6 separate regions of the Homo sapiens genome follow, and regions 1, 2, 4, 5 and 6 are each linked to region 3. The links are chromatin loops, found by intact Hi-C in ENCODE. Cell type or tissue: dorsolateral prefrontal cortex. All regions are shown on one strand.

Region 1 (4,000 bases), 750 kb after region 3:
ACCCCTTGAAAGCTGGCAGATACAAGGGGCTCCCCCATGCCTGGGGAGGTGCAGGAGGAGGTAACGATGCTATTGCTCCTTGCTGGCCTGCCTGGCCCACATGACAGGGTCCGGCCAGGCCATAGACTCCAGGTTCACCTGCTGTGGGTCCCAAGTGGCTGGGTAGGGGGAAGACAGGGTGACATTCCTGTTCCAGACTGGCACTCCTTTCTGTTTCTACCCTTGACTGTGGGCAGCTCCCCTCTCTGCCCATGGGGTTCATGAGCAGCCACAGGGAGAGACCTGGGGAACAGGTGCCTGTTGCTTGCCTTTGAAAAATACTTCCCCCAAAGTCTGTTTTCTTTCTTCTTCTACAGAGTTTAATTTGCGAGTCTTTGATATACACCATGCCCTGGATAAACTATTTCCAGCTCTGGAACAATTCCTGTCTGGAGGCCGAGCATGTGGGCAGAAACCTCAGATGAGGGCTCATATGATTGAGTTGTGCACTGGCTGTTATTAAACTGTAAAGGATCATGTCTCCCTCATTGGGGTCTTATTACACATGCACACACACACATGCACACACAGAGTGTACACGTACACACACTTGCACATACTTACCTTCACAACCCACACACACAATGCTCATACTCACGACACCCTCACACTCTCACCACTCACATACATGCACATTCACTTTAACAGCCTCACACACTCATCCACCCGCCCACCCACTCACTCCTACATGTCAAGCACATGCACACTCACTCGCACACACATTCAGTGGTCTTCAGGGGTTGGTGCAATCTTTTCTTTCTTTTCCTTTCTTTCTTTCTTTTTTTTTTTTTTTTTTGAGACACAGTCTTGCTCTGTTGCCCAGGCTGGAGAGAAGTGGCGCAATCACTGAAGCCTCCGCTAAAGTGGAGCTCACTGAAGCCTTGACTTCCCCGGGCTCAAGTGATTCTTTCACCTTAGCCTCCCAAGTAGCTGAGATTACAGGTGCACACCGCTTTGTCCAGCTAATTTTTTAAAACACTTTTTTTGTGGAGACAATATCTCCCTTTCTTGCCTAGGCTGGTCATGGACTCCTGGGCTCAAGTAATCCTCCTGCCTCAGTCTCCCAAAGTGTTGGGATTATAGGCGTGAGCTACCGCACCCACCCAGCTGATGCAATTAGAACAGAATGTTCATAATCATTGGGGAAACCTCATCATTCTTTCTACGCCACCCCACATCTCTATGGCTTTTCTGAATTTAGCATGTCCCTGAGCTCTGACCCTAGTGTGGGGAGCCCTATTTCTTCCCAGCACACACACAACACTGTGACTCACACACATTTTTGTGAGTGTGTCTGAGATTCCCAATACCAAATTCACATTGAGTGACTCACTAGAGGACTCACAGGACTTAGCCTAGAGTCATTCTCATGGCTGTGATATGACAGCAATGGGACACAGGGCAAAACCAGCAAAGGCAAAAGGTGCATGGCGCTAGGTCAGGAGAAAACCAGCCAGGAGCTTCCAGAGTTCTCTCTCGGTGCCGTCACACAGAGCACGCTCAATTCCCCCAGAAGTGAGCTGTGGCAGTATGTGTCACAAGGAAGCTCCTTAAGACCCAGCAGCCAGGGTTTTTACCGGGGACTGGTCATGAAGGTAGTCTCTGCCTGGCACGTGCCAAAATTCCAGACTCCCAGAGGATAGCAGGGGTTCAATGTCAACCTCACTGCTGTACAGAGAATGTAAACACACTGAGGCCCTCTTCTCATGCAGGAAAAGTTTTCTATCAGTGTAGGGAACTGTTGACCCTCCAAGTTCTCAAACTCCATCCAAGGCCAGCCTTGCAAGCAGCCTTTCTTTCTTTTTTTTTTTTCTTTTTTTTGAGACGAAGTCTCGCTCTGTCGCCAGGCTGGAGTGCCGTGGCACGATCTTGGCTCACTGCAGTCTCCGCCTCCCAGGTTCAACCAATTCTTCTGCCTCAGCCTCCCTAGTAGCTGGGACTACAGGCGTGCACTGCCACGCCCAGCTAATTTTTTTGTATTTTTAGTAGAGACAGGGTTTCACCATGTTGGCCAGGATAGTCTTGATCTCCTGACCTGGTGATCCACCCGCCTCCGCCTCCCAAAGTGCTGGGATGACAAGCGTGAGCCACTGCGCCCAGCCTGCAAGCAGCCTTTCTAAGGACAGCAGTTCAGGCGGGCCGTGCGAACTCATTTCTGCACACTGAGTCATTGAGCCTCCCATGTTCTGATGGCTGCTTAAATAAGACCTGTGTTTTCTCCTCTTCTCTGGCTGACAGTCGATTAGAGAAGGTGCATGTTAGACCAGAAATGGTCTAATAGCCACAGACAATGGCTGACAGTGTGCCTATTGTACCACTTGACCATTCAGCCTCTTCCCAGGCACCAGCGCCACCAGCTGGTCATAATGGCAACTTGAGGGAGTATTGCTAAAGGGGAAGAATAAACATAGAGCAAGAACCTCAAACTTGACAGCAAGGCCTGAGGGAGAAGAGAGGATGGAGGAAGAGAGTTAAAGGAGGTGGAATTCCTGCGCAAAAAACCCCACAAAAACAACCTCCCCACAAACGTCACAAAAACAAAAAGGCCAGAAAGCACCCAGTCCTGCAAATCTAAGCTAATTGAGGGCTGACTGGGTGACCAGCACTGGCCTGCTGCCCACATTATCCTATTTGATCATCATGACCACCCTACGAAATGGCAACTTTTTCTCCACTTTATAGATGAAGAGCCTCCAAAGGCAGCCTCTGTCCAGATTCTAACATCCTAACTTAACACAGCTTGTTGGTTGCATTTTTAGAAATGGAGTCATACAATATATATTCTTTTGTTTCTGGCTTCTTGAATTCAATACATCCGTGTGGTCGTGTGTAGTTATAGTTCACTTTCTTTATTGTATAGAATTGCTTTGTGTAAATATACCACAATTTATCTATTGTACTGATAATGTACTTTTGGGTCGTTTTCAGCTTCTAAGAACAATAGCTATTAACAAGCGTGAGTGTGCCTGTCTAATGCTGGACACATTACATGTACTTCTTTTCTTTTCTTTTTCTTTTTTTTTTTTTTTTGTGAGACAGAGTTCCACTCTTGTTGCCCAGGCCGCAGTGCAGTGGCACGATCTTGGCTCTGCCTCCCAGGTTCAAGTGATTCTCCTGCCTCAGCCTCCCAAGTAGCTGGGATTACAGGTGCCTGCCACCATGCCCAGCTAAATGTTTTTGTATTTTTAGTAGAGATGGGGTTTCACCATGTTGGCCAGGCTGGTCTCAAACACCTGACCTCAGGCGATCCACCCGCCTCGGCCTCCCAAAGTGCTGGGATTACAGGCATGAGCCACCGTGCCTGGCCACATACATGTGTTTCTATTGGATATATGCCTAAGAGTTAGTTGGTAATAGGATGTGCTTATGTTTAGCCTTTAGCTATTTTTTGCTCAAGACTTTTAAACATTGTTTGTTTTTTACCTAATTTGTTTTTCTAATGTTACTTACTTATCGATTTAAATCTTGTTCAACCTCTAAGTTCTTACTTTTTGAACATCTTTTATTTATATGGTCTAATTGTACTATTTCTATCTTTTTTTTGCTTTCCAACTTTAGAGTCATCTCTTATTATTATTATTGTTATTATTATTTTATTTCAATGGGTTTTTGGGAACAGGTGCTGTTTGGTTACATAGATAACATCTTCTGTGGTGATTTCTGAGATTTTGGCACACCTCTCACCTGAGCAGTGCACACTCTACCCAATGTGTATTTCTATCTCTTTAAACACAATTTCATATTGACACTCTATTCTTTTTATAATGTTTTACCAAACTTTATGGCATTACTTTGAATTTTTTAAAGTGAACTCTCCCACCCCACCCGCTCACCTTGCTTTCATAACTAGCAAACAGGAATGGTGGGCCTGAGCCAGCATTGAGACAGGAGTGGGCACCCAGGCCCTGGCTGAGTACAGGGAGGCAGCACAGCAGAGCTCTCCGGCGATGGAGCAGTGCTG
Region 2 (4,000 bases), 550 kb after region 3:
ATGTATACATATGTAACTAACCTGCACAATGTGCACATGTACCCTAAAACTTAAAGTATAATAAAAAAAAAATGCAAAACTGGAAGAGCCAATCCTTTAAGATGAGTCCCATGTGGGTAACTGGCCCTATATTTAAAATATAGCTGAGTGGCTATTTGCTGATTAGAGGTCACACAGGTAACTCACACAAGCACTCTGAAAACCAGCACCTTTTTAGCTTTGGGACTCTCAGAGCTTACCTGAACCAACCAATCAGAGCTCACCTACCTTTGCAATCAAAGTTTGGCTGACCAATCACGGCTCACCTGTATCCAATCAGAACTCAGCTGCATTGACCAATCAGAACTAAGCAAGTTTGACTCCTTTATGTGCATCAACCGACCCGATTGGGATCTTGTGTGGGACCTTTGCTACAAAACCCAAACCCTCTCTTTAGCCCCGGGAAGATAACTTTCTTTTACACCAAAGGCTGTGTCTCCCCAGTTTGCAAACTGTTCACTGGGATGAAGTCTCTTTCCTCCCAATTTTGTTTTTCAGGGAACTTTTGCTCACAAAACGAATCACAGCTGGCCCACAGCAGAGCTGCAGGCGGGGCAGAGAACCCACAGCAGAGGGCTCTGTCACCGCAGAACCAGGCAGATCTGTGTGAGCAGCAAGCATAAACTCAGGGCAGCAGGCTCTGTCTTGAGGGCTAGAAGGAACGACGGAGCCACGGCGATGGTCTTTCTCCGAGATGCATTTCCAGGAAGTTGGAATTCTGATCTTACTGAGACTTTATTTTGCTGAGCTTGGCATTGACTACTTGGACACTGAGTCACTGTTTACTGCTTTCGAAAATAAGACAAGCTCATGGGCTTGCTGGGGATGAAGCAAGAAACGTGTGGCCCCATCAGGACTGGCGCCCAGAGCCCGGGTCACCCTGTGCACAGAACTGACACCTTAAGGAGACAGAGTGGCGCCGGCGCCCTGGGCCACCTGGAGGGCCCGAGAGCGGGAGAGGGTTCAGGGAGGGTGTCTGTGATGGGAGGAGCAGGCCCAGGACGGAGGAGGACAGAGTCGGGGGTCTCAGGGCAGTGTGTGCCTTCTGCCAGTCGCTAGGGCGGACTCGAGGTTGCCCTCCGCGCCTTCCTCGCTGTCACCTCCCACAGCCAAGGCAGCTGCCAAGGTCACTCCTAAATACATCCCAAGTCCACCCCATGCCGCTCCCCTCAGCCGTGGTCCCAGTCCAGACCACGATTCCGCCCAGACCCTGCATGACCCCTCCCATCTCAGGCTCCACTTGGGGACCAGAGGGATCTTAAAATATGGATGGGACAGTGACGCCTCTCCTTAAAAGCTCAGGAAAGATGAAAATGTCCTCATCCTCTCTCAAGGCATTTGCAGTTCCCCTACCCCGGGCGCTGCCCCACCCCTCACGGACTCCTCTCCATCCCCGGGTCCCCACCTGGCCACCTCCCTCAGGAAAGCTCCTGGCCCTACTCACCATCAGTCTCTTTAGGACCTCTCCACTCACCCTCTGGCGTTCACCTCTCCCTCTTGCCCGTTAGAGTGAGGCCTTGATGAGGCACCTGCCTTATTCCTCCTGCCCGTCCTGATGGCTCCTGCCCACCTCCACAGCAGAGCCTGCTTCTCCGTGCCTGGAAGCTTTCCCCAGAAGAGCAGGTCTGCATGTACACGCAGGTGCACACAAGCAACAGGCCGGGAGCACCCCTCACCCAGAGACTCTGCCAGTGTGTGTGCAGACCTGAGCTCCCTTGCCCCAGGAGGAACAGTGCTGGTGTGTGTGTGTGTGTGTGTCTCTGTGTGTGTATCTGTGTGTCTGTGTGTGTGTATCTGTGTCTGTGTGTCTGTGTATGTGTGTCTGTGTCTCTGTGTGTCTCTGTGTATGTGTCTGTGTCTGTGTGTGTGTCAGTATCTGTGTGTCTATTTGTGTCTGTGTCTCTCTGTGTATCTGCATGTGTGTCTGTGTCTGTGTGTGTGCCTGTATCTGTGTGTCTATTTGTGTCTGTGTCTCTTTGTGTGTGTATCTGCGTGTGTGTCTCTGTGTGTGTGTCTGTGTATGTGTGTCTGTGTGTGCACTCACACTGGTTCTCCAGGGTTCCTCCCAGGACTGAGCTGAAGTTGTCCACAGCGGCCCCTGCTGGAGCACACACCTTGATTCTCTGCCTCTGCTCCCCAGGCTCACTTCCCCATTCTCTTCTGGCTGCTTCCTGGCATTGCCTCTCAGATAAGCCACTTCGCGCTGATGGGAACTCAGATGCTGGGAGTACACATGCACCTTGGTGTCGAGCTCAGCGGCTGGCACAGAGGGAGGGAGAGAAGGAGGTGGACTACCAAGTTATTGTCTAAACATCAGCCTCTGGTCACCGCTCGTGTGAGGCAGTGAGCATCCCTTCTTGCCCCCTGGGCTCTCAGCGGTCAGCCTTGGGTCCTGGGGAGACTTGGCCAAGTCCCGGTTCCCTGGGGCTATCTCTCTCCTGCCCTGCGCTTTTGAGTGTCCCCTCCCCACATCCCCTCTTTCATCCTGACCCACTACTCTGGTTGTAAATAAAATAAGCAGACTACAACAGCTTACTATCACACTGTTCAGCCATGGACTGCCTTGTTCAGCCATGAACTGCCTTGTCTTGAAGGAATCCTAGTATTACTACTTGAATCCTAATCGCTCTTAAATTTGAAAAATTAAGGCTAATGGAATTTGTACAACAGTTGTATCAAGAGGAAAGTCTATGATAATTACTATAAAAACAGCCCAGCTCCATCAGCTTTGCATGGGTGATCGCTCCAGCGGTGTGCCCATCCTCAGCTATAGTCCCTTTCTACAGATTAGGAGGCAGAGGCCTAGTGAGGCTAGGGCACTTGCCCGGATCCCTTGCAAATGTTTGGCCCATGTCCCTAACCACCATGCTCTTATGTCTCCTGTTTTCTGGGTCACTTCTCACTATGAATTGGGGGATGTAAATATTTGCATAAATTGGATATAAATATCTGAAAGGTTTCAAAGGGAAGGAAAGTGTGTGCCTAGCGTCTCCACTGCTTATGCACAGAAGAGACGATGGGATGCTAGAGGAGCATGCTGAGTCTCTCTGTAGAACAAAATTATCAACCCGTTATCCAGAGCAGCTGAAGGAAAGGGCGGGACTCACCCAGTGACTGAGCAACCAGTGTGAGTGGAGTTGGAAGGGCAACCCCACCCCCGTGGTTACTTGAGGCAAGGACCGACCCTTCATCAAGATTACAGAAATGACCCCATCCTTTAACTCATTATTCACTGCTCATACACTAAACAGGTTGCTTTCTTTGGCTCTCCCCCACCCCGACCCTCGCTCTCTGCCTTTCTTTCCAAAACCTCCACTTTTAGGAAACTTTGGCTGCTGTTTGCAAAATTAGTTCCCAGGTCAAGACATTACATTTGGTCTGGAATTTTCGGGCTCCACCTTTTGGCAAAGGACCACGGAAGTGGCCTTTGGTCCACCCAGCCCTGTGTTTTTCAGCGGGATGTGCTGATGCCGCAGCTGCACTCCGGGGCTGACAGTAGCTGAATGTTCATCAGCAACGCTTAGCACAGTTGGCCACACCTCCAGGGCCCAGGCACAACTTTAATTCAGCCACAGTATCTTCTAATTTTCCCTAATGCTCATGAGAAAAATGTGCTCTCTATAGTTTTTATCCCTAAAGGTTTTCTTTTCTTAGCTGCTGAAGCCACCGAGATTTTCACAGATGGCCAGCACTTCTCACAGCAGTGGTGCCCAGTGACCCGTTTAATAGGGGTATCAGTTCCTGTTCCGGCTCAGACACTTAGAATGTGGTTCTGGTTTCCAGTAATTTTTGATCCTGGAAACAAAAGCGGATGTATTATCCTAGCACCAATATTTCTAATGCAGCCTGTCCACGTAAAAGCCCCGGAGGGCTCAAGCTCTCGAGATGTTTTCTGGAGCCATAACACTGGTCATATTTTAAGTTCAAAACCCCAAAAAGAATATTGATGCTTCAATGGTGG
Region 3 (4,000 bases):
AAACCTCAGAAATTAGCTGCAGCTGCTCTTAAGATTAAATCTGGAGAAGCCAAGATAGAACTTGGAGTTGAGTCTCGCAGTGGCAACCGGGTCTAAGGAAGGGTCACCTGGCTAGAGCTGGAGTTGACACCCAGCCGGTCCAGGAGGGGCCGCTCCCACCAGGGACTCCAATCAGAGGTGAAGGGTCAGGGTGAGGAGAGAAATGCTCTCACTTCCCTCTTCCTCTCACCTCCATCTCTTGACATCACTTCCCGTTGGATGAACCTAAATGGAAGCCAGTAGGCAAGAGAGCCTGGAAAACAGCGTTTGCAGGGGGCGGTTGTGAAATGGATCTAAAGGCAAACAACACGTGATGGACACATGTTTCGTAACCACTGATAGAGAAAAAGGCAATAGAAAAACATTGATATTAACTTAGTAGCACTTTGGATAATTAAAGCTAAAACAAAATCAGAAGCCAGAAGAGCTGTATATACTTACAAACAACAGTGCAAATGTGTGTGCAGCACCTGTTGGGAGGCCCTGGCATTAATTCTAGGTCCCTCCATCCTTCTCTAGGGGTGAGCAGCCAACAGGGTGGTGCTTTCTCTACTAGAAGAGTCAACAGCCACAACCCCTCACCCCAACAGCTTCAAATGACATGCCGAGAACAGCACGTAGAATCCCCTTATGTTTACATGGTGTTGGTGCCCTTTGAAAATCTGATTAGCTCTTTTAATTACCATGGACCCTTTCAGCACTTAGCTGGTAAATAGCTAACTCTAATTAATAACTCTCTGTATGCTTGGGAAATATCACTTATTTTACTGTCTGTCCTTCTGGTGCCAGTGGCTGCCAGAGCTCAGCACCTGGGAGTGACCCCACTTCACTGTCCCCTGACCTTCCACTGTTGCTCTGCCTCATTCCCCTAGACCCTGAAGCTTCTCCACCTGAGGGGAACGGGATCAACTGTGCAAACTGCCCAGAAAGCAGGCATGCCAGGGAGCACTTCCTGGACTGTCTGTAGTGAGCTCTGTGGACAATGGGTGTGTTTTTCTCTTTAGGGCTATAGATAAACCACCTGACGGCCAAGCTGTCTGAGCGCTATGTGGTTCCACCATACGGAAGCATCTGAAGAGCTGGCGAAAAAGCTGCCAGCACCCTAGGGGGTAGAGTTCGCGTCTCTGACTGCTGTCCCATCCCTGCTCCCAGAGAAGTGCCTGGCATGTAGCAGGGCTGCAGTGTGTCTTTGTGGATGGAACAAGCCCTGATATTTGGGCCAAGCAACCAAATGCCAGGCTGGTGGTCCCACATAAGTGTGGTGGAGTGGGTCTGCCTAGCCACCCACCAGCTGTTAAGGAGGAAGCGGTGGTGCCTGTGGTCCATAGAGCCTGAAGCCTTAGTTGGTGGTTGATCTGCTTTCTGGGAGGATCAGAAATTCCCAAACTTTAATCAAGTAGCGTTCCAGATGAGTCCAGCGACTCTGCACAAAAAAACTGGAAGCCCTCGAAGGAGACCTAAGTTCAGATCAGGGCTCACACGTTTTCTGGCTACTGGATGTGTTTTTCTATTGCACAGATTTGCAGGCGCTTTAAATGAGAATGTGTGCCCCGGCACTTACTAAGCACATCAGCGAAAGCTTCACAGCGCACCATCAGCCAGGCCTGCTGCTGCTAGACCCTCTGCCAGACACTGAGAAGGAAGACGTTTGTGCCCTAGGTCAAAGGCAAACCCTGGGTCCTAGGGAATGTCATTGAGGTTTGCTTAAGTAAAATGTTTTCATTTAGGTTATCTATGCCAATAAAATGATGCAAAATTCATAAAAGCAGGTGGAAGCAAAATCGTGTCTGAATGTAGGACCCTCTTCTAGTTCCCTTTTGAAGCAGCCGCTTAGGCCGTCTGCAATTAAGCCGATTTGACAGTAGAGGGCAGCAGAGGGTGCCGTTTCAGGGTTCATTCGGCCGCACAGGCACAAGCTCCCTACCGGCTCGGCCTCAGCCGGAGGCCCTGGCAGAGCTAACAATGGCCGGCTCCGCCAAGGCGCGAGCAATGAGCTGGATAAAGTCTCAAGCGACCCCCAGCTCAGGCCTGATGGAGAAGCTGGTTATGTGCACAGCCTCTAACTCTGACCAACAGCAGGTTAGGTCAGAGGCAGGACTAAGGGGAGACACATTCCCGGTGTTTCTTTTCCTTGTCGGCATGTCCAGGGTGTGGGGCAGCTGCCGGATAACCCCAATTGGGGTTATCGTGGTGTTCAGGCTTCCCTGTCCCTCCTGCAAGCAGCGAGCAGTACCTTGAGCCTGCAGGGAACATATGAAGATGAAGAACCTCATCTTCTAACTCCTCCAGCTCCCAGAAAGCTTGCCTGGAAGCTTCCTCCTTGGGCATCCTCTCCCGGTGGGGATGGCTGGGCATGGCCAGACAGCCCTTCTTCCTTCCTCTCTCCATCAGTGCTGAGATGAGCACGGTGAAAATATCCAACAATGGGGAAGAGAAAAGATGGAGGCAAAATGCAAGCACTTGGAGAGGAAAGAGGGCCTGGGAAAAAAAAGTGAATCACATTTTGAGCCATTTTCCTTGTTTTTTGTTTCTAAAGATGCTGTTGCCCTAGCTCTGAGTATCAAGGTTAGTAAGTGATCCACGCAAAGACAGTGGGACTCTGGTTCCTTGTAGAAACCACCGATGAACCCAAGCTATTTTATTTTTTTAAATTTTATTATAAGTTCCGGGATACATGTGCAGGATGTGCAGGTTTGTTACGTAGGTAAACGTGCCATGGTTGTTTACTGCACCTATCAACCCATCACCTAGGTATTTAGCACTGCATTCATTAGCTAGTTATCCTGATGCTGTCTCTACCCCTGCCCCACGACAGGCCCCAGTGTGTGTTGTTCCCCTCCCTGTGTTCATGTGTTCTCATTGTTCAGCTCCCATTTATTATTATTATTTATTTTTTTGCAAAGTGAAAGCAAGGTTATTAAGAAACTAGGCCAGGCACAGTGGCTTACGCCTGTAACCCCAGCACTTTGGGAGGCTGAGGGGGGTGGATCACGAGGTCAGGAGTTTAAGAGCAGCCTGGCTAACATGGAAACAAAACCCCGTCTCTACTAAAAGTACAAAAAAAAAAAAAAAAAAGAAAAGAAAAAAAAATTAGCTGGGCGTGGTGGCAGTCGCCTGTAATTCCAGCTACTCGGGAGGCTGAGGCAGAGCATTGTTTGACCCCAGGAGGCGAGGTTGCAGTGAGCCTAGATCATGCCACTGCACTCCAGCCTGGGTGACAGAGTGAGACTCAAAAAAAAAAAAAAAATGTAAAGGAATAAAGGAATGGCTACTCCGTAAACAGAGCAACCCCTAGAGCTACTGGTTGCCTATTTTTATGGTTATTTCTTGATTATCTGCTAAACAAGGGGTGGATTATTTATGCCTCCCCTTTTTAGACCATATAGGGTAACTTCCTGACATTGCCATGGCATATGTAAACTGTCATGGCGCTGGTTGGAGTGTAGCAGTGAGGATGGCCAGAGGTCACTCTCGTCGCCATCTTGGTTTTGGTGGGTTTTGGCTGGCTAATTTTTTTTCTTTTTTCTTTTTTTTTTTTAATAAGCAAGGTCTTTATGATCTGTATTTTGTGCCGACCTCCTGTCTAATCCTGTGACTTAGAATTCCTTAACCGTCTGGGAATGCAGCCCTGTAGGTTTCAGCTTCATATTACCCAGCTCCTGTTTAAGATGAAGTTGCTCTGGTTCACATGCCTCTAACATTCCCTTTTATAAGAGAGCCCTTAATCCTAAGGGTTGCAGAGGGACAAAGATCCATCTTCTGTAACTTCTTCAGGCTGAATAGGGGCAATGATATTGTCTAACTATGAGGGTCTCTTGCATTCAGGGTAGAGAGGCAGCTCCCACTTATGGGTGAGAACATGCAGTGTGTGGTTTTCTGTTCTTGTGTTAGTTTGCTGAGGATGATGGCTTCTAGCTCCATCCACATCCCTGCAAAGGACATGACCTCTTTCCTCTTTATG
Region 4 (4,000 bases), 540 kb after region 3:
ATAAAGGAGTCCTTTTGCAAGGAGTTGTCATGCGTGTGCCAAGCCAAGGGCGAGAGACTAAGGCTCAGCTTGGGGGAAGGTGCGGATGGAAAACTTGGGCCTCTACTGTTCATCACATAAAAAAGGAGAGAAAAATGCACCAAGGATAGAGGGACAGAGACAAAAAAGGAGAGAAAAATGCACCAAGGATCGAGGAACAGAGAGGCTGGCGTAAAGGGAGCCAGAGTGTGCGAGGAGAGGTGAGGGGTGAGGAGGGGAGGCCAGGCTCATCAGGAAGTGCTGTGAGGCTCCTTTAAGGACAAGCCCCTGCATCCGGCCCAACTTCATAAAGGACAAGCTCTGAGTGGGGCAATCATGAGTTTCATAAGGGCATGGAAAAAGTTTCATTTGTCTTTGAGTCTTCTTCCTCCATCCAGCACATAATACATAGATGCTTGTTAACCAAGAGATTCACCAGTAAATGAATGTCTCTTATATATTTTTTTAAAGCAGGTATCCTGAAAAACATTTTCCTCAAAATATCTGCTAAAGCATTACTTATTGGTGCCTCTAAGCACATACCCTTCTCATCTGTGTTAGCACCACCCTTTTCTCTTTCTTGTCTTAAGGCTTCCACAAGGCTATCAGTCAGTTTTTACTGCCTAACAAGCCACCACATTTCCTATTGCCCCTGTAACAAACTACCACAAATTTAATGACTTAAAATGCCACACATTTGGCCAGGTGCGGTGGCTCATGCCTGTAATCCCAGCACTTTGGGAGGCCGAGGCAGTTGGATCACCTGAAGTCAGGAGTTCGAGACCAGCCTGGTCAACATGGTAAAACCCCATCTCTACTAAAAATACAAAAAATTATCTGGGCGTGGTGGCATACACCTGTAATCCCAGCTACTTGGGAGGCCGAGGCAGGAGAATCAGTCAAACCTGAACCCAGGAGGCGGAGGTTGCAGTGAGCAGAGATTGCACCATTGCACTCCAGCCTGGGCGACAAGAGAGAAACTCCATCTCAAAAAAAAAAAAAAAAAAGCTACACATTTATTCTCTTACAGTTCTGTGAGCCAGAAGTCCAAAGTGAGTCTTCCTGGGCTAAAATTGAAGCATCTGCAGGGCTGGCTTCTTCTAGGGGCTGCAGGGAGAATCTGATCTTTGCCTTATCAGCTGCTAGAGGCCTCTGGCATTCGTGGGCTGCATCATTCCAGTCTCTGTCTGTTGCCATAACTTGTCTTCTGTCTGACCTCCACATGTCCCTCTAACAAGGCCTTTGTGATTGCATTGGGCCAACCTGGATAGTCTGGGATGCTCTCTCCCCATTTCAAGACCCTTAACTTCATCACATTCACAAAGGCCCTTTTCCTATGGAAGGTGACATATTCACAGATTCTGGGGATTAGGAAGTGGACATCTTTCTCTGTAGAGGGGGGTGAGGTCTGTTATTTGGCATTTTGTTCAAGGTTAAGCACCAAAACCATGCATCCCTCTCACAATTTGGGCATTTTTCAATCCGAGCTTGGCTGACTCATGCATAGGCAGCAGCTGTTGGGCCAGCTGAGGGCTGGCTGGTTGAGGATGGCCTCAGCTCAGACAGCTCATCTCTGCTTTTGTGGCCTCTCACCCTCCAGCAGGCTAGGAGGGGCTTGTTTACATGGAAGCTGGACATGGTTCCAAGAAACGAGGCAAAAGCACTCAAGGCATATTGAGGTGCAGTCTCAGAATTGACCCAGAACCCCTTCTACCTCATTCCACTGGCTGAAACAAGTCATGAGGTCAGCTCAGGTTCTAGTGGGGAGTAAGTCAGTGGAGCTGCCAAGTCATATTGCAAAGGTCAAGATATAGAGAGTGGTGAAAGATTGCAGCCAGTTCTGCCATATGCTATGGTAAACACCTAGCTGCTGCAAAATCTTTCATTCCTTGCATATTATCAAGTACCTGCCAGGGCACAGCTTACAAACAAGAAAACAGCTCCAGGAACCCAAACTACCAAAGACTCTAAGAAGCAGCCCCTTGTCCTGTCTGTAAGAACTCTGCTCCTGACCATCACACACTGGGTTCATTTTCAACCTACTGCTCTGTACACAGCAGGGACCTCTGTGTGCTGCTCCCTATTCCTCTCTTCCTAAATAAACCTACCCCTCCATCAAGGTCAAAGCTATTCCAACAACTTGAAGCCTTGCCACTATTTCCCACAAGGGCGTCAGTCTCCCTCCCCATTCTACAGCCCACAGCTTCCATGTTAGCTTCCATGCAAACCCAAGGCTTCATTTGCCCGGCCCTGGGCCAGCACAGCACTGCTGAATCTGTGCGCTCCGTCTCCAACAGCGACACCGTGTGGCAGGAAGAAGGAATGGTAGTAATGGAGTAGGTGCAGGTTTTTCCCCACTTAGGTGTGAAGACTGACCCTCTTCTGTTTATAAGCCCTATGGTGGCTCAAGGAAGGGATGTTGTCCTTCCTGCCTTTAAGGCATTAAGACGCATAAGGACAATAAAATTTTAGTGGCTGAAAAATAAACAGCAGGATTGCGTTTACGCTCCACTTGGAGCAGGCCATCCTGGTTATACACACACCTTATAGTTGCTTTCTCCAAAACACATCTGGTTTTGGTTAACTTTTTACTTCAATATAATTTTAAGCTTAAAAAAATTGCAAAAAATAGTACAAGGATCTCTGTTTTGCCATTTTCCCAGATTCACCAATTAATTACCTATTTCTCCATTTGCAATGAAAGCAAGAGAGAAAAAGACAGACTTTTCCTTGGCTATTTGAGAGTTAAGTTGGAGAAATATTCCCTAATTTACTGATGATTACTTCAGTATGATTTCTAAAAATACAGACAATTTCTTATACACATACCTATAGTATTATTACCAAAATCAGAACATTTTACATTGATGCAATACTGTTATCTAATCCACAGTATCCATTTAAATTTTATCAGTTGTCCCTACAGTGTACTTTATAGTAATATTTTTTCAGTCCGCATACCTTTTTAAATCCTTAACGACTACATGCATACATTCAGTTGACAGAATATTGTGAGAAACTGATGAACAAGTTTAATCTTTCTACACTTTTTACCTAGCAGTGCAGGTAAGCCTAGACTCGATTGAGTAATACATAGTCCATTGAAAGAGGTATGGCCTTCCAGTGACAGTGTCAATTAATTGACCTGCAATAAGTCCAGGAGAGAAAGGTGGAACTGTCCTTTTAGGGCCAAACATTTCTGCAAGCCTGAAGTCCCTTCCTGAGTGTCTCCTAGGCAAAAGAGCAGGATTCCAGGTAAACTTCCAAAAGACACTGTTTCAGAAAAACACATCTGGCCATGTCAACTACAGAGTACAGAGAGACACAAGGACATGCCAGACCAAGAACATCGGCCTTATATGCCATAGCTGAGCTTTGTTTTGATGCAAAAATAAGTTTCTGGCACTTTTATGCCACTGTCAGGAGGAAGCTGACAGAGGTAGAAGTGAGGGAGGTGGCTAGGCTGCATTTCCAGGATGCCTGGGGTTGGGACAGCGTGTTTCCCTCTCGGGTCTAGGAAAAAACATGTTTTCTCCAGATTTGCCACCTACAGAAAATCTTATTATTTGCCTTATGAATATGAAGTCATTGTTCAAAGAGTTAAAAATAAAATAAGTGGGGAAGGCTATATTTGGCTAGGAATGGTGCTAATACCGGGTTATATAACCTCTCCCATGACACTCCATGCATGGAGCATCTCCACCAAGGGTTATGTGTGGAAAGTGCACAGAATGAATTTTACAGATTCCATGGAAAACACTGTCAGGCCCCAGTGTCCTTGTTGTCAAGACAACATCTTATTTTCATCTTTCTTCTTGCAAGTTCTCTAGCAAAGACATTATAATTAAAATCCCAACATAAGAAGCAACCGTATGTAAAATTCAGAGCACAGACTGTGACAAGCAGGGAATTGAGTGTGGAGTCCTGTGGTCAAACTTTAATAGACTTAGGACAAAATTGTATTGTCTGTGGGCCTAAGCTT
Region 5 (4,000 bases), 330 kb after region 3:
TTTTGAACAAGCTATCAAAAGAAGCTGTGCTCTGGAATGCAAAGTGAAGAGAGGTGCTGAGACATGGGGTGGGGGGAGGTGCTCAGAAGGCTCTGAAGGGAACACAACCCCCCTCCATCCTTCGCTCAGAAGGGAACACAGCTGCAGCTCCCCTCTTTTAGTTCTAACTGGAGAGCAAGGCAGAGACCCTTCACAGATGCTGAGAGGGCTGGGAGGGCTAGCCAGGCCACCTGTGACCTTTTTAGACTTGCAGAAAGCAGGAACAGAGAATATTCTTCAGAGTGCTTGGAGGAAGAATGCAAACCTCCTTAACTGATAAGTGTTGAAGAAACCTGGATACTAGAGACCCCTGTGCTTCCCTGGCCAGAACGAGCCTCTTCCAGCACCAGAGGGGAAACGAGTAGTACCTGCCACAAACCCAGAGCCCAGGGAGTAGGCCAGACAGGGAGCCAGAGAAGAAGCTGACTGTACTGGTGCTCATGACAAGCTTAGGTTAATTTCCCAAGACACAATAGAGAGGAGGACATGCCTGCATTATATGTGGGCAGGATCAGGATGAGAAACCGGCGACACTGCAGAGAGAAGGGGTCAACTCCCTGTCCATCCCTACTCACTCCAAAAAGATTCCTAGGCCTTGGTCAGGAAATGATTTGACTTTTCTGGAAAACTCATGCAATCTGACTCTTCTAAGAGACTGCATGAACCCTGGGTTGTCTGAGTTTGAAGCCCACTCCACTGTCTATCAGCTGTGCTGCCTTGGAAAAATCACTTCACCTCTTAGGACCTCTATTGTGTCATCTGTAAAATGTGGATCATAATAGTCCCTACCTTGCAGGGGAAGGGAGAAGTTGGAGGATCAAATCAGTTAATATGTGTAACACTCTCAGAACACTGCCTGAAATATAAGATGCACTAAATATGTGCTAGCTTCTATTATTATTTGTACTTAATACTATCACTGCTGCTATTAATATGCCTGCTACTGCTATTACTACTACTGTTGTTGTTATTATTACTACTACTATTACTACTGCACCTGTTGCTATTATAATTATTACTGTCACTACTGCTGCTGTTGCTATAATTATCACTACTCCTATTACTATTGCTGGTATTGCTATTACTACTACTACTACTACAATTATTATTCATGAGGAGAAGCTGAGTGGCTGCAAATGCTTTCTTAAGCTCTGCATCAATTCAAAATAGACACAGACTCAAAAAACACAGTGGTACAGTTGTCAGATTTAGCAAATACAAACACAGAATGCCCAGTTAAATTTGAATTTTATATAAGTAGTGGTTTTTTAGCTTATGCAATAAACTAAAAATAAGTAAGCTCCAAACTATCGTCTCATACAATATTTGGGACTTATTTATCCTAGAACATGATTGATTGTTTACCTGAAATTTAAATTTAACCAAGTATCCTGTAGTTTGACAACCCTACTTGGGAAGTGGGTGGTGACTTGTTCCTTGAACACCATTGGCCTTGTGTTCTCGACACACACAGACACACACACACACACACGCTGGCAGGAGGCTTCGCTCTGGACTCATCTTTATAAGGGCAGCGTTCCGGGCTGGGTTTCTAGAATCAGAACGTGGGCCAGCATTCGTGTTCATTGGACGGTAAGGGAAGAGGGTGGGGATGGGGAACAGAGCTGAGCCAGGATGAGCCCCACTGCATGACGACAGCATGAATGACCCCCAGAGTGGGTCTCTCCAGGAGACAGGAGAAAAGGACCCGCTGTGGGTCCATGTCACTCATTGCAGGGAGCAGGGGAGTCTTTCTGGGAAGGTGGCTCTCCTTGGTCTGAAGGATCATGATACCTGCAAGCTGGCTCCCCCATCTACCCTAGTAACATCCAAAGGCACCCCCAGAGCTGCAAGGAGTTCAAGAGCCAGGCACCACGCCATGAGTGCCACTCAGTGGCTGTCAGTGCAAATGCCCAGCAAGACCTTCTGGGACAGGATGCAGCAGCTGCAGCCTGGAACCTGCTTTCTCCTGTGAACAGAGGCAGCCTGAGTGGAGGAAATAGCCCTGCGCTGCAAAGACTCGTTGGCAGTGACAGTCGGTGCCAGGGGCTGGCTGCAGACAGTCGTTCCATGCAGGGATTTGGCTGAGGCAATGCTGACTCGGGTAAAAGGGCTTTATGCTGTTCAAGGGCTCTTGACAAATCGCCTGTATCTTTTTAGAATTCTGCAATTCATAAGCGCAGGTTATTTTGACAAAACTTAGTGTCTTGGTTGTCAGATTCAAGAGAAAAAGCACAAAATTAAGGCTTATCGAAATATGCAGAAAAACACGTTGCCCAAGGCCTGAACATGGCCAGTCATGAGATGCCTGTGACAGATGAGAAAGCACCTGTCATTTCATGTTGAATTTTTGAGGAAGGCTTATTTCAATGAATTACATTTTTTTAAAAAAAAAGATTGCTATATCTTGCAGTAAAAAACACTAGACTTTACCTGCGGTAAAACACTAGACTCTAAAGCTTCTCCTTCCCACCTGCACGGTGGCAGTCAGATAATCAGATGCTCAGAGACAGGTTCCCACAGTCCCACAGCCCACATCTACTCAATCCACAGCCCTCATGGCACCCTCCTACCCAGGAGCACCTGGAGAATGTCCTGATGCTGTATGGGGCTGAGGGAAGTACCTGCGGAAACACAGCACATTTCCCCAGAAGGCTGCAGAGGTCTCTGCTACTCCGTGGAATCCTAGAACCCCAGCTCTGCGAAAGGGAACGAGGCCTATGAACTACTCACAGGAGCTAATTAGACATGCAGGAATTTACTTAATTAAATAGTTACGTATTGAACAGATGGGCTGTTGTCAGAGGTATTCGAACCAGAGCGACTCCATCTTGAATAGGGGCTGGGTAAAATAAGGCTGAGACCTACTGGGCTGCATTCTCAGAAGGTTAAGGGGTCATGGGGTGAGATAGGAGGTTGACACGTGAAACAGGTCACAAAGGCTTTGCTGATAAAACAGCATGCAGTAAAGAAGCCAGCCAAATCCCACCAAAACCAAGATGGTGACGAAAATGACCTTTGATTGTCCTCACTGCTCATTACATGCTAATTATAATGCGTTGGCATGCTAAAAGACACTCCCACCAGCGCCATGAGAGTTTACAGATGCCATGCAATGTCTGAAAGTTACCCCATATGGTCTAAAAAGGGGAGGAATCCTCAGTTCTGGGATTGCCCAACCTTTTCCCAGGAAACCCATGAATAATCCACCCCTTGTTTAGCATATAATTGAGAAATAACCATAAAAACAGCCAACCAGAAGCCCTCAGGGCTGTTCTGCTTATGGAGTAGGCATTCTTTATTCCTTTACTCTCCTAATAAACTTGCTTTTACTTTACGCTATTGATTTGCCTTGAATTCTTTCTTGAGTGAGATCCAAGAACCCTCTCTTAGGATCTGGATCAGGACCTCCTTCCAGTAACACTATGGGCCAAGCAGGGTTTTAGACAGCAAGTCTGTCGTAACAAAAAGATCTCGGAAAATAGAGTGTGGTTTGTAGCTATCGTTACTGACAGTCTTCTCTTGAACACGGTCACAGAGTTCTGGAAACTTAACACAAACAGATATTTTTAAGAAACTGTGTTATTTCTAACAGTTGTGTTATTTCTAATAACTCGCAAATAAGTCATAAACATATCTCAAAAGAAAAGTATACATGGGAGAAGTCAAATGTGGACTGGGAGGGCCTCCATTGTGGCCCTTTAAAACACAGACAAGGTGTTGTAGCACAGCAGTAAGCTTTTCTGGAGGCATTTCCTTCAGGCTCACCACCCATTGTTTGGAAGGAAAAGTGAGCACATTTACCACCCCTGGCAGAGATCTAAGGTCCTGATTTCAGCCCACAGCACTTCAAGCTAATCAAGAGACTCTGGTATATTGCACTGTTTATACATCCAAAGCCACACCTGTTATAGTGAAGCCCTCTGTATTATCTTAGTAACTTGTATTTGCAGAGGAGGAA
Region 6 (4,000 bases), 370 kb after region 3:
TCCAGTAAACAAACTGTGCTGGTAGGCCACTGAGCATGTGGACAGCCCATCCCAAGGGAAGAATCAGGGGAGAAAGGATGCAAGACCCCAGAAGTATGCCAACACATAAAACCCCAAGTGAAAAAGTCAAACCACGCACTTGTATTTCAAGTTGGCCACTTGGCCCTCTTCCAAGTGTACTTTCCTTCCTTCTTCCCTGCTCTAAAGCTTTGTAATAAACTTTCAATCCCGCTCGAAAGCTTGCTAGTCTCTCCTTCTGCCTCTCAGCTGAATTCTTTCTTCTGAGGAGGCAAGAATGGAGGTTGCTGCAGACCCATATGGATTTGCTGCTGGTAACATCATTATCTCTGAGTTGAAGCAGCATGATTTTTACTTTCTTCTCTTTCTTATATTTTCTACATGCATTTATTTTATAAGTTAAAGGCTCCACTCCTTCATTAAAAAAAGGTAAAATTATTTTTTGATAATTGAAAATTAGTCAGTTCAAAGTAATGTGGCTGGTAATACACATCGCATTTTTGCAGTCTCTTGCAAAACAGAAGCTATTCTGACTCCCTTGTAGCTCACTAATTTTCAAGAATTTAATAAAAATCTGCTGCCTGAAAGAGCCGCTCCTGTCATCTTGAGAAGGCTGGGGTCTTTGCACCCCCTGAGTTCAGTGATTGCTTCCCCAAAAACACATTTCACAAGAGGATAGACTTTATCACATGGGTTCAGCCGGGCTGTGTCATAGAGACCCATCCCAACTCACCCCATGTTATTACCAGTGAACTACTGAGATGCTAAATCTTTGGCTTCTTGGTTTGAGTTGTGGAAGGACAGATAAACAAAAGTGCCTGCTAAGACCCAGATATCTGGAGGAATTCTGTGGATGCCCTAGAGCAAGGTTGACGTGCCGTGTCTGTCAAGGGCAAGAGAGTAAACATTTCAGCTGCAGGCCTTTCAGCCTCTGTCATAACCACTGAACTCTGCCTTTGTTGTGTGAAAGCAGCAAGCCTGGTGGAGCCCCACAAAATCGGTTATCTACTGCCAGTAGCAAACCTCCCCAAAACTTAGTGATGAGAGCAATGAATATTGAAACCCTGGTTATCTGACCAAGTCAGTATTGGACAAATTTGCACAGAGATCTTTTGGTGATTTGCAGAAGCTGGTGCAGGCAGACTTCTTATTTTCATCAATATCTAGCTCCATCAGGACTGAAAACTGCAGACTAGCTACTCTAGACTTCTGGTGGCTGAGAACAAGCCTGCAGGATGGCTTGACAGCTCTGGGTAAACTGTCTGAGAACATCTTCAGCTTGGGCAGAACAGCCTTCCAGGAATGAAGATGTCACAGAGAGCAGGGTGCTGGAGAGGGCTTTACTCTGAAGTAGGGGCGGCCAATATTTGATCCCATCATTCAGAAATCCCTCTTCTACCCACAGGCCTGGCAGTGACTGAGGCTCCATCTAGCTCTGGGAGAAGAGGAAGGGAGTGGCTTCCCACTGGGGGTGCCTCAGACCTCGCTTACCTCCACCCATAGCTGGTCCACCCACCATGGGTGCTCAAAAGTAGAAGGAAGGATGGGGAAACATTCAGTCCACGTCCAAATCATCGAGAAGACTTTTCAGATTGGGAATAATTCCGAAGCCAGATCCCAGCAAGGCACTGCCAAAAAATGGCTCTCTGGGGTTTATTTTCCTTTGGAAAGGACTTTTGGGACATACGGCAAGAGGGAGCTTTCTGGGTCCCTTAAAGGGCCCTGCAGGAAAGAAGGGCAGTGGGACGCATTGTCTGTTCTCCATAGACAATAGGGCAGACTGCTTCCTCCTTGGGACTGGTAGTTACGTTTATGTTTCTGACAACCAGCTGGCCACTGAAGAAGCGTGGAGCCAACAGCTGCAAGGGATAATTTTGGCAGCATCACCCACGGTGCAAATTTAAAACTCCAGCTGGTTCTACTGCAAGCAGAATAAACACAAACAGCTGATAATAAGTAAATTCAGAACTTGAAATATGCCAGAGACACTTTATAGCCCTCTGTTTTCTCCTAGTGTGCACTCTTTGTGCTCTCATCCTGTGGTCTTGAGCGTGAACATCATTTTCATATTTTATCTTGCTATCTAAAAGTTTTATTTATTTGGGAAATAAGTAGGCTCTGAATCTGGGGGGAAAATAGTTGTCAAGAACCAAATATTTGGCTTCCTGTTTCCCAGAAAGTGTTTGCTGCTGTTTCCATTTCTGGCCCAACATTTTTCCAGAGTTGAAAATGTCATTTAAATGAGTCAGTCCCCGGGGCTCAGAAGCAATGATAAAGATGTGGACATGGCCCCAGAACGTTGGAGCACTGCTGCCTCTGGTGGACTGAAGGGCAGCTGGCATTAAAAACAGGATGTTCCTGCTGTGATACAGGCAGAGGAAGAAGAAGGGTATGCAAACCAAGGCAGTCCCCTGCAGCCTTGCCCCTCAGTGTGTGGTCCCAGACCAGCAGCATCACTGCACCTGGTAGCTTGTTAGAAATGCACAACCTCTGACCCCACCCCGACCTCCTGCATCAGAATCTGCCTGTTGACAAGGTCTTGGGGAAAAGGGTATTGGGGAATTTGCTGCACACACACTCCGCTGGGCAACCCAACGGCCTCAATGAGACCAGCCTGCACAGGATTCTACCTGCCTTCCCCTACCTTCCACCACAGTTTCAATGATCCTCTTAGGAGTATGAAAAAGGAGTGGCCAAGATTGTCAGCATCAGCTTTTATCTTCTCTCTGTGAACACATATATCACTTACCAACTTGTCAGAAAGGCAGATTCCTGGGCCCTAATTCAAACTTCCTGAATCAGAAACTCTGGGGATTGGGCCCAGCCCTGTGGGTTTTAGCAAGCTCTCCAGGGCATTCTGATGCACAGGTTTGAGAAACAACTGGCTCATTGTATGTGAGGCATGAATGAAGTGGCCTCCCAGGCTCTGCTCACATCCTCACTACCCTCATCTCTTCCTCCTGGGCTTTCCACCTTGGGTCCTGGCTCTACCAACTCTTCCTTGGATCCTGAATCTACAGTTTCTACCTGCATGGGCACAAGTATCACAAACCTTATCCTGATGGGATAGTGGAACTCCACCTTCAAGCCAAGATAAATGTAATTTGTAAAATTTTTGCACAGACAGGAGGTGCAGAGGACATTGTTATCATGAAGCTGAAAGTCATGCAATAGGATGGAAAGGAGGAAGACTGAAGGAATCCAAGATGCTAAAAGTATTAAGAATTCATAGCCCAACCTCATACTGTTGGGCTATGAGTATGTCAACCTCATACTGTTTTCTGCAAAGAAACAGAGATAATAAGTGCTTTAGGTTTTGCAGGCCACTTGGTCTGTGCTGCTGTAACAGGAGACCAGCCGCAGACCATATATAAACGAATGGATGTGGCTGTGGTCCAATAAAACTTTGTTTACAGACTTTGAAATTTTCATAATTTTACATGCCATGAAATATTTTTCTTCTTTTGATTTTTTTCTGACCATTAAAAAAATGCAAAAAAGCCATTTTTAGCTCACGCACCATACAGAAACAGGCAGTGGGCCAGAGTGGGCCTGCAGGCCATAGTTTTCCAAACCCTGCCCTACAAACATTAATAAAGAAAAAAACTTAGAAGATGCAGGACTTGCTTATGAAAACTTCCTCTACTTCAAAAAAGATATATATAGAGAAGAAAAAAACCCAACCACTAAGAAGCATTGTATTCAAATGCAAGAGACAATGGTGGGAAAAGCCCTCTTTGTCTTGTTTCTGTCCATTGTGGATGTTTCTTGTCACTGTTGTGGAATTATGGTGAGTGAAAGAGAGGGCGTTAAGAAGGAAGAGAAGAGAAAGGAAAAGCAAAATACAGTGAGTATTTAGGAAGTTGTAGAAGGCAAAGTAAGGACTGAAATGACCACAAGCTTCATATTACAAGGAGAGAGAAAAATGTGGTTCTGTTCTTTCAGTTAAAGAGAAAAACGCTTCCACCTTACTCCCCAATAG

What was found. Peaks named below come from ENCODE experiments on the same cell type or tissue, not always from the same donor. Only the 100,000 strongest peaks of a DNase experiment are listed, where the experiment ranks them.
Region 1: a loop joins it to region 3, with 5 times the contacts of the local background. A loop is called at or near these places in 11 of 110 quality-filtered maps.
Region 2: it touches region 3 in a loop (6-fold over the local background); 74 of 110 quality-filtered maps call a loop at or near these places.
Region 4: a loop joins it to region 3, with 9 times the contacts of the local background. A loop is called at or near these places in 74 of 110 quality-filtered maps.
Region 5: it touches region 3 in a loop (3.0-fold over the local background); 4 of 110 quality-filtered maps call a loop at or near these places.
Region 6: it touches region 3 in a loop (3-fold over the local background); 26 of 110 quality-filtered maps call a loop at or near these places.

The regions. Positions count from the first base shown.
Region 1 is chr20:23,444,415-23,448,414 of GRCh38, forward strand. It overlaps CSTL1 (cystatin like 1), which reads left to right. Exons shown (of 4, transcript NM_138283.1): 4 at 357-516. The coding sequence ends at 464. Among named protein-coding and RNA genes, the nearest start is that of CST11, 6.5 kb to the right of the region's middle. RefSeq lists silencers at 2,299-2,358, 2,379-2,478. In dorsolateral prefrontal cortex, a CTCF peak has its summit at 2,389 (motif pointing left); DNase peaks (open chromatin) are centred at 2,167 and 2,387; H3K27ac peaks cover 358 bases.
Region 2 is chr20:23,243,692-23,247,691 of GRCh38, forward strand. No RefSeq gene overlaps it. Among named protein-coding and RNA genes, the nearest start is that of LINC03125, 98 kb to the left of the region's middle. RefSeq lists a silencer at 2,021-2,315. In dorsolateral prefrontal cortex, a CTCF peak has its summit at 2,144 (motif pointing left); DNase peaks (open chromatin) are centred at 2,170 and 3,520.
Region 3 is chr20:22,689,907-22,693,906 of GRCh38, forward strand. LOC124904963 (a long non-coding RNA gene) reads left to right here. Exons shown (of 2, transcript XR_007067729.1): 2 at 1,558-1,804. Among named protein-coding and RNA genes, the nearest start is that of LINC01747, 6.6 kb to the left of the region's middle. RefSeq lists a silencer at 1,899-1,998. In dorsolateral prefrontal cortex, CTCF peaks have their summits at 1,904 (motif pointing right) and 2,105; a DNase peak (open chromatin) is centred at 1,945; H3K4me3 peaks cover 464 bases; H3K27ac peaks cover 561 bases; H3K27me3 peaks cover 464 bases.
Region 4 is chr20:23,233,292-23,237,291 of GRCh38, forward strand. No RefSeq gene overlaps it. Among named protein-coding and RNA genes, the nearest start is that of LINC03125, 87 kb to the left of the region's middle. RefSeq lists a silencer at 2,141-2,435. In dorsolateral prefrontal cortex, a CTCF peak has its summit at 2,329 (motif pointing left); a DNase peak (open chromatin) is centred at 2,290; H3K27ac peaks cover 46 bases.
Region 5 is chr20:23,017,591-23,021,590 of GRCh38, forward strand. The region is part of intron 1 of LOC101929707 (a long non-coding RNA gene); the gene reads right to left. Among named protein-coding and RNA genes, the nearest start is that of SSTR4, 16 kb to the right of the region's middle. In dorsolateral prefrontal cortex, no CTCF peak of the experiment used is centred here; DNase peaks (open chromatin) are centred at 1,581 and 2,011; H3K4me3 peaks cover 495 bases; H3K27ac peaks cover 518 bases.
Region 6 is chr20:23,059,975-23,063,974 of GRCh38, forward strand. No RefSeq gene overlaps it. Among named protein-coding and RNA genes, the nearest start is that of THBD, 12 kb to the left of the region's middle. RefSeq lists a silencer at 2,258-2,552. In dorsolateral prefrontal cortex, a CTCF peak has its summit at 2,323; a DNase peak (open chromatin) is centred at 1,869; H3K27ac peaks cover 1,202 bases.